2 separate regions of the Homo sapiens genome follow, and region 2 is linked to region 1. A link is an interaction called in ENCODE POLR2A ChIA-PET data of the cell type or tissue named here. Cell type or tissue: CD4-positive, alpha-beta T cell. All regions are shown on one strand. Links, peaks and the distances in the headings refer to the core of each region. The heading gives the core; the rest is flanking DNA.

The links. Peaks named below come from ENCODE experiments on the same cell type or tissue, not always from the same donor. Only the 100,000 strongest peaks of a DNase experiment are listed, where the experiment ranks them.
Region 2: POLR2A ChIA-PET joins it to region 1 with 6 read pairs; 1 of 35 experiments calls an interaction of 5 or more read pairs at or near these places.

Annotation. Positions count from the first base shown.
Region 1 is chr14:91,315,691-91,320,690 of GRCh38, reverse strand. It overlaps CCDC88C (coiled-coil domain containing 88C), which reads left to right. Exons shown (of 30, transcript NM_001080414.4): 14 at 4,904-5,000. Among named protein-coding and RNA genes, the nearest start is that of GPR68, 73 kb to the right of the region's middle. RefSeq lists an enhancer at 4,191-4,580. In CD4-positive, alpha-beta T cell, for the core only: CTCF peaks have their summits at 3,019, 3,221 (motif pointing right) and 4,638; DNase peaks (open chromatin) are centred at 2,222, 2,600, 2,920 and 4,690; H3K4me3 peaks cover 726 bases; H3K27ac peaks cover 4,780 bases.
Region 2 is chr14:89,464,467-89,470,916 of GRCh38, reverse strand. It overlaps a transcript of FOXN3 not described here. Among named protein-coding and RNA genes, the nearest start is that of FOXN3-AS1, 50 kb to the right of the region's middle. RefSeq lists enhancers at 3,193-4,112, 4,113-5,032. In CD4-positive, alpha-beta T cell, for the core only: no CTCF peak of the experiment used is centred there; a DNase peak (open chromatin) is centred at 4,266.

The DNA of each region.
Region 1 (5,000 bases), core at 1-5,000:
TATCCTACAATTTAACTCAATTCTGACACTACAGACCCTGCAGCCTAAGGGCTCAGTCCCACCAGACTGCCTCCCACTTCAGGTGCCAATCCAAGTCCGGATTGTCACCTGTGCTTCTGATCGGCTGGCTGCAGATCAGAGGTTCCCACCACCCCCTTCGTGGGCTCCGCTATTGCCTAGATGGCTTAGTATTCCTTGTTTATTACAAAGTATACAACGCACAGGCAGAACAGATGCACAGGGCGGTGGGTGCGGGGAGTGGTGCCACGCTACCCTGTCCTCTGCGGGTGCCCCTCCAGCACCTCCACATGTTCACCAACCTGGACACTTTTTGACCAAGTCCTTTTGGGTTTTTATGGAGGTTTCATTATATAGGCATGATTGATTACATCATTTGCCATTTGATTAGCTCAACCTCCAGGCCCTGTCTCCTCCCTGGAGGTAGGGGAGGCCTGAAAGTTTCATCTCTCTAATAACATGGTTGGTTCCCTTGGCAACCAGCTCCCATCCTGAGGCTCTCCAGGAGCCCCCAGTCCTCATTCATCTTAGCATACAAGAAAGACACCTATCCCTTTGGAGATTCCAAGGGTTTTCGAAACTTGTGCCAGGAAATTTAGCAACAACCAAACACACATTTCTTTTTTTTTTTTTTTTTTTTTTTTTTTTGAGACTGAGTTTTGTTCTTGTTGCCCAGGCTGGAGTGCAATGGCACAATCTCAGCTCATTGCAACTCCACCTCCCAGGTTCAAGTGATTCTCCTGCCTCAGCCTCCCGAGTAGCTGGGATTACAGGCACCCACCACCACACCCAGCTAGTTTTGTATTTTTAGTAGAGACGGGGTTTTGCCATGTTGGCCAGGCTGGTCTCAAACTCCCGACCTCAGGTGGCCCACCCGCCTCGGCCTCCCAAAATGCTGGGATTACCAGCATGAGCCACCATGCCCGGCCCCAGACACACATTTCTTATGCTGGCTGTTGTGGGGATTAGAGGTGGTAGTGTGTGTGACGGATTCGGCACATAGTAAGCACTCAATAAAAAGAGAGCAGGGCACTGTTATAAAGCATGCAATAGGGACCCAGGGAGAAGAACCAGTAAGGTACCGAATACCAGACGTTGAGTTGTTGACTAAAGTGATAATGAACATCTTTGGGGCTGCAAAGCCTAGGTCTGTATGTGTGAGGCCACTGACGGAACACCTTAGGGTCTTGCTGTGGTAAAACAAGCAGGTCAGTGCTTTCTCCCTCCCCTGGGTTTATGGGATGGGGAAGAAGAGATAGCTGAACTGTGTTCTGTTTTAATGACAGCTGTTAGGTCTTCCTGGGAGCAGAGTAGAAGCCAGACACCTGGGTGAACAGATGAGAGTTTGCAAGCCAGTCTTGTTCTACAGTTAAGAGGATCCCTGTCACATGGCAGATTCCTTCTCAGGTGCAGGAAGGGGCCAATGAGAGACTAGGGATTGCCGACAGGTCTTGCTCATTCCAGGTCAGAGGACCTCTCATCCACCTGCCTCACACTGTGGAGGCACTGGTGTACTGTGGGCTCTGAATGCACCAGCTGTCAGATTCCAGTCGAGGGAGGAGGCCAGAGTGTTCTTGCGGGCTGACTGCCATGCAGGATGGGCAACCCTCAGCCAGCTCAGCTCATCCTGAATTTCCCTCTCCAACCTCAGCCATCCAGCTGTGAGTCCTGGCAGTGTCATTTACTGAGGCATGACTGTGGCAGGACACCTGGGTCCCTTGGCTCTGCAGGTTCTTTTTTTTTTTTTTTTTTTTTGGACGGAGTCTCGCTCTGTTGTCCAGGCTGGAGTGCAGTGGTGCAATCTCAGCTTCCTTGCTATCTCCATCTCCTGGGTTCAAGCGATGCTCCTGTCTCGGCCTCCCAAGTAGCTGGGATTACAGGCATGTGCCACCATGCCCAGCTAATTTTTGTGTTTTTAGTGGAGATGAGGTTTCGCCATGTTGGCCAGGCTGGTCTCCTGACTTCAGGTGATCTGCCCACCTCAGCGTCCCAATGTGAGCCACTGCACCCAGCCACTCTGCAGGTTCATGATCTCTGAGGCTGGGAACAGGTCCCCCACTCCTGGGAACTGGTCCCTTGAGTTCCCTCATGGGACTTCTACGAGGCTCCTCACTCTTGTCCCTTTGAACTTTGTGTGCCTTGCAGCGTTTGAGCTGCCAGGTGGTTTTTCCTCTCTTTGTAGGACAACAGAAGACACCCCCGTCTCATGCCACATCTTCTGGTGCAGGGCAGCATGGGGAAAGTGACTCGGTTTTTTGAGACAGGGTCTTGCTCTGTCATCCAGGCAGGAGTGCGGTAGTGTGACCATGGCTCACTGCAGATTTGACCTCCAGAGCTCAAGTAATCCTCCCACATCAGCCTCCCGAATAGCTGGGACCACAGGCACGTACCACCACGCCCAGCTAATTTTTTTTTTTTGGAACTGGGGTCTCTTTATGTTGCCCAGGCTGGTCTCAAACCCCTGGGCTCAAGCAGTCCTTCGGTCTCAGCCTCCCAAAGTGCTAGGAGCACAGGTGTGAGCCACTGTGGCTGACTCAGTGTTTTGGTTTCTTAGATTCATGTGGGCCTAGCACGGGAAATGTCTTCATAAGTGGCAGCCCAACCTTGGCCATGATAAAAATAATTGCCCTTTAGGAAGATGAGAACCTCCAGCTCTGCAGGTCCTCACGACGCTGCCCCAGAAAGCCTGCAGTATTATCTCTCTGGCCTAGTGATATTTTGGGGCCCCTTCTGGCAGGTCACCAGGGTGGTGCCCAGGCATCTCTCTGCCCTGTCCTGTCTGCTGTGGCCCCTCCTCTGTACAAACAGGACCTGGCGGGGGCGTCGCCCACCCACCACAACTCCTTATGCTGATCTCTCAGGCCCTACCCACTTCCTCCCTGGCCCGACGCCAGCCTCTCCTGCCGTGGCCCTCGGGAGGCCCTGTCTTGGCACACACTCTCTGGTCGTGGGGGCGCCGGAAGGGAGGGGCCGCTGTTTGCAGGCAGGGCTGTCCTGTGTCTGAAGCCTGGAGCTCTCTCCTCCCTCTCGTCCTTGGCCTGCCCTGAGCCTGGCTGGAATCTGGCCCGACCCTGCAGGGTGGTTCTCCCTTCACTCTCTGTCCATGTCTCACTGACTGTTTTATTGGCCCCAGTGCCCAGCCCAGAGTCTGACACGTAGAGGGTGCTCGCCAGCATTTGACAGGTGAACCCTTCAGCACCAGCAGGAGGCAGGCTGTGCTTCAGGCCTGGCAACCCTCAGCCAGCTCAGCTCATCCTGAATTTCCCTCTCCAACCTCAGCCATCCAGCTGGCATTTCCTAGTCAGTAAGCAAGCCCGTTGGCCCTGCTGAGTCCCACAGGGGGCCCCTAGTGCCAACCTGGCTCTTCATCTCACCCCGAATGTAGCCCAGGCTGCACGCTTGCTTTGGTCTGGGACCTCTGGAAACCATAGTTCCCTGAAGTTAAAACATCTTTCTCTCTAACTCAAGGCACCTCCATGGGTCCTAGAGAAGCCCCCTCCCTCCTCTGTGTCTGTAGCTTTGTATTGAAGTCATAAGAGTTCATTCTTTGAGTCAGGAAGGAAAAAGAATCCTTATTTTTAGAGGAAGAGGGGCAGCCCTTTGGGGGCCTGTCATGAGAGGCAGGAGCAGCTCATGTGAAGACATGCAGCCTGGGGGCTGAGGGGCAGGGTCCTGGCACCCACAACTCCCAGGAAAACCTAATGCTGCACCACATGAGACTGTTGCCCATGCCAGTGGCTGCAGGGAGGACAGGAAACCCTCTGGGGGCCAGAAAGTCTGCAGCCATCCCATACCTTAGCCCAGCAGGTTCATCAGGTGCACAGGTCTTCTTCGGGGATGGACCGGAGTATAGGACAAAGAACCACAGAATGAGAAAGATGAGGGGTCCATCAGGGGTAGGTAGGACCCAGGAAATCACACCTTTAGACCAGAAGCAACAGCAATCAGAAATGCAAGGGTTGGCCGGGCACAGTGGCTCATGCCTGTTAACCCCAGCACTTTGGGAGACCGAGGCAGGCGGATCACCTGTGAGACCAGCCTGGCCAACACAGTGAAATCCCGTCTCTACTAAAAATACAAAAATTAGATGGGCGTGGTGGCAGGCTTCTGTAGTCCTAGTTACTCAGGAGGCTGAGGCAGGAAAATTGCTTGAATCTGGGAGGCGGAGGTTGCAGTGAGCCAAGATCATGCCATTGTACTCCATCCTGGGCGACAAGAGCAAAACTCCATCTCAAAAAAAAAAAAAGGTTGAGTCAGAATCTGCATTTCAGCAAGGCGGGCACTCGTGTGCAACGGGGAGCATAAGGACCTCTGTTTAGGTAGTTCATGTTTAGGAGGGCTGCGAACAGGTGGGTTCTGGCATAAGACCTTGATGTCAAGGAGATCACTGGGTGGCTGTCCAGGCCAGACAAAATGTGGCCTGGCCTGTGAGGGAGATGGTGGAAGTGTGGAAGGGGTAAGAAGGACAGGGCTTGGTGACACATTTCCATGGAGGTGAAAGAGGAAGAGATATAACAGAGGGCCACTTGAGCAGCCAGGTGACATCACCAACTGAGGCAGGAAGTCTCCAGGAGGACAGGAAGCTGGGTGCGTGTGAAACCCCCGAGGGCACCCAGCGGTGGCGGCCTCAGGCGGTGGAGCACATGGCAGCAAGGATGGGGCAGAGGGACGCTGGGGGGATGGTGATGGTTTGCTTCCTGGTGACTTTCTGTCTTAAGAGTGACAGCTGTGGTGTGGGGAGTTGCTACAGAATGATGTCAGGAGGTCTTCCCTTGAGAAAAGACCCATCAGTGCATTCTGTTGGGGTGGTTTCTGTTTTGTTTTAAATCATGGTTCACTTCGTAGGACTGATGTCTGCACTGGGCTGGGTCTTTTGGTTCTGCAGATTGAAAAGTTACAAACCCAGCTGGAGAGAGAAAAGCAGAGCAACCAAGATCTGGAGACCCTCAGTGAGGAGCTGATCAGAGAGAAGGAGCAGCTGC
Region 2 (6,450 bases), core at 1,451-6,450, 1.9 Mb after region 1:
GACATTGGTCTCTACTTATTGCTGAGTGGTAGAGAAGGTTCCTCCCCCTCATGAAGGTCAGGGAAGCTTTTGCTTTCCTTGACTTGGTTCTCTCTGTTCATTTAGGTTAGCTCTACTGGGCCGCTCCGAGGCATTGGCTGAAAATCTCCGTGCTTGGGACGGAGTGCCTGTGTCTGTGCCTGGCTTGTTGGCATAATGCGTTCCATGGGGGCCTTAGTTATGTTTTTCAAGGCCCCAAAAGAAATTCATGTCCACATAAGAGATGTTTACTTTGCCAGCAAATTCAGCTATCTGGAATATAGCCAGGAGTTGGGTAGGAATAAAAAATATCTCAGAGAGAAAAACAGTTATCTCCAAATCCATGCACTAAATTTTAAGTAGATTGCTGGTTTTGTGTTCTCATTGCAGCCACATTTCCTAATTAACTTGGTTTTCTGATCCTCTTTCATAGATGAGAAAACTGAGGCACAAAGAGGTTAAATAATTTGCCGAAAGTCTCAAAGCTATGAGTGGTAGAACAGGCTCTTATGATTCTAGAGTCAGTAGAATAATTGGTGTTTATGGTGGTGGCAGTGAGATAAGAAAAAGAGTAGAACTGCATTTAATGCTTTTTTTTTTTTTTAGAAAGTCAGAGAGAAATATGTAATAATTGTAGGTTGATTCCCTTCAAAATAGCCAGTTTTGTTTTCTAATTCTAATGTGTGATGAGTATCAGTTGGCTGAGAAATTCCACTAAGTAGGACTGAGCTTCCAGCGTCTGCCAAACAAATGAGGATTTGCTGAACATCTAGTTTAGCTGGTGTATAAATAGACGCTTATGAAATACTTTTTTGCCCAATCAAGATGAAACCACGACTCAGTCTGTGTTATGATGATCAGCTTGGTTCTGGTGTGCTTGGGTGGGAGGTGGACAGCTTCAGGAATATCTCAAAACAGGGGCAGGCCCTGCCTGCATGACTGAAGCTGGTTGCCTCTTTAAAAAAACGCACCTGCGTGGAAGCCCGTGGCGACCAACTCGCTGACATTCACCAGGATCCTCTGTTTGTGTTGCACTTCACAGTTTTCAAAGCACGGACGTGTACATGGAACGATCCTGCGTGTTAGGTGCCTTTTCTCTCCTTCGGATGAAGACAGTGAGACCTAGAGGGATTTACCCAAAGACACAGTGCCAGGGAGTAGCAGAGCCCATCACCTAGACCTCACTCTCTCTCCCCCAGAGCTAGTCCATCAGCTCCTGCTCCGTTCATCCACTGGGGCAAGGCACCCAGAGGGCGATCAAAGCAGACCCATTTCCTACTCCAAGGAGCTTTCTTTCCCAGTTAAAGAAGTCCAGGTCCACAGAGGAGGTGGAGAAAGAAAACGAAAGCCCAGTCACAACATGAACTCTTTGCTCCAAGACAGAACAGAGACTTGAGATAACAGGAATAAGAGAAAAACACCCTTGAACCTCAGGCAGTGTGGAGACAAGGCTTTCCTTATCTACTAGCTGCAGGCAGCAACCTTCAGTTGGAGAAGCCCCTCAACCCTGCTTCCTGGACTGAGGACAGGGCTGAAACTTCTGCCTGCCTTGGGATTGCTGGTCACCCTAACCCAACTGGGTATGCCTTGGAGAGGGGAGGAGGCAGGGATTGGCCGATGGCTGTCAGACACTCCTCCTGGTGCTGTGGGTCTGGGCATCTTAGGGTGATCCCCGACAGGTGTTCTGACCTCAGGCTTGTCTGTGCCACTGACTACCTCAGGGTCACACTTGAAGCCAGTTAGGGGACCCCTGGGTCTCAGTTTCTCTCATCTGCAAATTAAAGAGTTCTCAACCTCACTCATAATAAAAGAGGTTCAAATCAACACAAGGAGTGCCATTTTGTCACTTGCTTATTAGAGAGCAGATATGATGCAAAATTTGAGAATATCCAGTTCTGGAGAGGGGCTGGGAAAAGGCACGTTCACTTGGCTTTTGTGTCAGGGTATATGGGCAGAGCATTTTGGGAGGGCATCTGGCGACGTCTCTCAAAATGTATGATGCACAGACCCAGCAAGTTCACCCTTTGGAATATGTCTGGTGGATTTTCTCACTACAGTATTAACAACTGGTGAATAAGGATGTCTTAATATTGTTTGTAACAGCAACAGCCAAACTGGATACAACCTCGATATTCACCACCAGGGGACTGGTTCAAAGCCCAAATGATACGTCCTGGCACACTGGGCAGCATTTAAATAGGAGGATAGGGAGGGGGTACGAAGATATAACAGGAGTAAATAATAGCAATACATATTTGAGTGCTGTCTGCATTCTAAGAAGTTTACGTGTGTTAACTCATCTATCCCCATCATTCAGATCAAAAAGCTGAGGCACAGTCAAGTTATATAATCTGCTCAAGATCATACTGTAGTTAGAAATTGGCATGGGAGTGTGGAGTACAAACCAAGTGTGTGTGTGTGTATGTGTGTGTGTGTGTGTGTTTTGAGACACAGCCTTCCTCTGTCACCCAGGATGTTGTGCAGTGGCTTGATCTCGGCTCACTGCAGCCTCCACCTCCCTGGTTCAAGCAATTCTTCTGTCTCAGCCTCCCAAGTAGCTGGGACTACAGGTGCCTCCCACCATGCCTGGCTAATTTTTGTATTTTCAGTAGAGACGGGGTTTCACCACGTTGGCCAGGCTGGTCTTGAACTCTTGACGTCAGGTGATCCGCCCGCCCCAGCCTCCCAAAGTGCTGAGATTACAGAAGTGAGTCACTGGGCCCAGCCTGTAAACCAAGTATTTTGGCTTCAGAACTTTGCTTATTGCCTGAAGTACAAAAAGCAAGTTTCAGGAAAGTGGGATCCTATTTATAAAAAAAAAAATAATCAAATTATGTAGATGCATGTATATATGTGCATGCATATATATGCTCATATTTTAATTATTATTTTTGGCAGGATCCACAAGAAAAAAGTAGGAAGGACTGGGGGCTCAGGGCAGGAGGAAAATGCCAGGAGTGCTAGCTCATGCCTGTAATCTCAGCACTTTGGGAGGCTGAGGTGGGAGGAAGGATTGAGGCCAGGAGTTTGAGACCCTCCTGAATAACATAGTGAGACCTAATCTCTACCCAAAAAAAAAAAAAAAAAAAAAAAACAAAGAAAGAAAAGAAAAGGAAGAAGAAGAATTAGCTGGGAGCTTGGTGGGCTTGGTGGCACTTACCTATAGTCTCAGCTATTTGGGAAGCTAAGGAGGGAGGACTGCTGGAGCTTGAGCCCAGGAGTTTGAGACTGCAGCTGGGCAACACAGTGAGACCCCATATGTTTAAAAAAAAAAAAAGCAAGAGGGAACAAAATGTTTTAGCTTTAATTTTCTTCCTTCCTGTGCTGTTTTGCCTTTTTTTTTTTAAAGGGCATGTTTATCACTTAAAAAAAATTTACATTTGGCTAATCCGTTTATGTCGGGGATTAGGTGGACCATTTAAATTTTCTTTTAATTTTTCGGCATTTAAAAAATATGTCATCAGTAATTGTATTTTAAAGTGAAACAGCTGGACATAACTCTCTCCAAGAGCCCCTTCCAGATTAGAAATTTCCCATGTTCCCAGCCCCTTTTCTACAACGTGTAATGAAGCCATGTTTCCTGCCCACAAGGATCTCAGAGTTACAGCAGGTGGTGGATGGCGACACGCACCCCGGGAACAGGCGAAGCTGTGGGATCACACCAGTCTCTGCTGGATGTGGGCTTGTCCTGCCGGGCCAGCCCTCACTTTCTTCCCTAGCAGAGAGCTGTGTCTGAGTCTGGGTGGAGAGCCACCGTGAGAAGGGGGTGTGATGTGCAGCTGCCTGTGCTTGGGAGTCCCGGGCAGGCTCCAGCAGGCTCCGTCCTGGATTGGATCTGAGTTCATGATTATTACCATCGCCCAACAGTGGTAGGTCCCAGCAACGAAAGCTAACGCTGCTTTTGTGTCAGGCGCTGTGATCACGTCTTTATGTGCAGACACTGTAGCTACTGTTTTTCCTCCCCATTCCATAGATGAAGATTCAGATGTTCTCCCTTTCTTCTGCCTTACTTTTTCAGTAATGAAAGCAGTGTGCCCCCACCTTGCCGTAGGCCTGAGGGGATCAGTGTGGTGACTGGAACAGTAATTGAAATGAGAAAACCCTCGAGAGAAATGTAAAACCCAAAGGGAGTGGTACAGGTCCTTGGCCAGCTGCCCCAAGTCCCATGTAATTCTCTGTGCCGTGCTAGAGGGGTGGCTTTAGTTAGGGAGGCCTTGTAGCCTGTGGTCCCTGGTGAGAGTCTGTTCACACCTCCCTTGCAGCACTTCCTGTGTTGTAACTGCTGCTGCGGGTGGTGTGCTTCACTAGGCTGTGGGCTCCTGGTGGGCAAGGTCTTGATTCATCTCTCAAATCCAAATGCCTAGAATGGGCCCTGAATTAGGACTCCAAGCACGTTTCCAACATGGACAGGGTTAGTGCTCTTGGGCAAAACAGTTATCTGAGCAGTCAAGAGGCCTTAGAAAGCAACTGGCACGAAAAACATATTCCCTGCATTTGCCGTCAATTGGAAGAGGATGCAAAAGAGGAGAAATAAGTGGAGCTTCATTTTAGTTTGTGGCAAAGTCATACTTGTCAGCAAAATGGCGGCCCCCGGGAGGTCTGGATGTATTGGTTACTCACATCTCAGTTTGCCTTAAGCGGATCAACTTGAATGCCTTAGACGACCAAGTTGTAATTTCGGAAGGCACAGATACTAATGGAAAAGAGATGAAAAGGAAGAAAATGAAGTGGAAGCTGCAGACTAGAGGCATTCAGTCGTTGCTGGAGGCTGGAATACCAGGAAGTTCCTGGAGGGGCAGCCCTGTGTTTGCTGGCTGACTCCTCCCTACCCACCTGCTCAGTGACGATCACACTGTGACTTATGTGGGGGGCAGCTGGTAGATACTTTGTGTGTGCATGTGCATAAGTGAATAAAGCTAATGAGATGGAGATGGGAATGACCCTGATATTCTGTTCAAATAATCAGCCTGTCTTAAAGGACACTGTTTTATGTAAACCTAAAAACTGGAAACAATGTTTGAATTAATTTTACAATACAATCCAGAGTGATGTCCTAGCTTACTGCATCTAGAAAGCTCTTGAGTTGAGATTTAAATGGAAAATTCCAAGTGTCTTCTCCCTCAGTCAATGATTAAGAACAAATCTTCATCAATTGGAGAGGATGTAACATAGCCTCTCAGTACCTGAAATGATAAATAGCTCAAGTTGGAGGTATTAGATCACACCTCACATTCTTTGCAACTCTGAACCCTGTGAGTTTCAGGGAGTCTCTTTTGAGTGCAGACAGTGGTACAAAACATAACCTTGTGGGACCCCCTTGAAAAGTTCTTCTGGATTGTATTAGTCCGTTCTCATGCTGCTAATAAAGACATACTCAAGCTAGGCGCGGTGGCTCACGCCTGTAATCCCAGCACTTTGGGAGGAGGGTGGATCACGAGGTCAAGAGATTGAGACCATCCTACCCAATGTGTTGAAAACCCGTCTCTACTAAAAATACAAAAATTAGCTGGGAGTGGTGGCGGGTGCCTGTAGTCCCAGCTACTTGGGAGGCTGAGGCAGGAGAATCGCTTGAACCTGGGAGGCGGAGGTTGCAGTGAGCCAAGATCGTGCGACTGCACTCCAGCCTGGCAACAGAGCAAGACTCTGTCTTCAAAACAAAACAAAACAAAAAAAAACAAAGACATGCCAGAGACTGGGTGATTTATAAAGGAAAGAGGTTTAATTGACTCACAGTTCTGCATGGCTGGGGAGGCCTCAGGAAACTTACAATCATGGCAGAAGGGGAAGCAAACACATCCTTCTTCACGTGGCGGCTGCAAGGAGAAGTCCTGAGCAAAAAGGCCCTTATAAAACCATCAGATCTCTGGAGAACTCACTCACTGTCACGAGAAAAGCAGCATGGAAGTCAGGTGCGGTGGCTCACGCCTGCAGACCCAGCACTTTGGGTGGCCAAGGTGGGCGTATCACGAGGTCAGGTGTTCGAGACCAGCTTGGCCAACATGGTGAAACTCAATCTCTACCAAAAGTACAAAAATTAGCCGGGCGTGGTGGTGGGCAGCTGTAATCCCAGCTATTCGAGAGGCTGAGGCAGGAGAATCGCTTGAGCCCCGGAGGTGGAGGTTGCAGTGAGCTGAGATCGTGCCATTGTACCCCAGCTTGGCGACAGAGCAAGACTCCGTCTCAAAAACAAAACAAAACAAAACAAAAACAGAAAAGCAGCATGGGGGTAACTGCCCCCATGATTCAATTACCTCCAACTTGGTCCCTCCCGTGACACATGGGGATTATGAGAACTGCAATTCAAGATGAGATTTGGGTGGGGACACAGCCAAACCATATCACAGATATTACTGAAAAGTTAAGCAAAAGGATAGAGCCCATTTTATAAACAAAGTTAAGGAAGCTTTCTCAGCAAAGGTTTCTTGGAAAGGG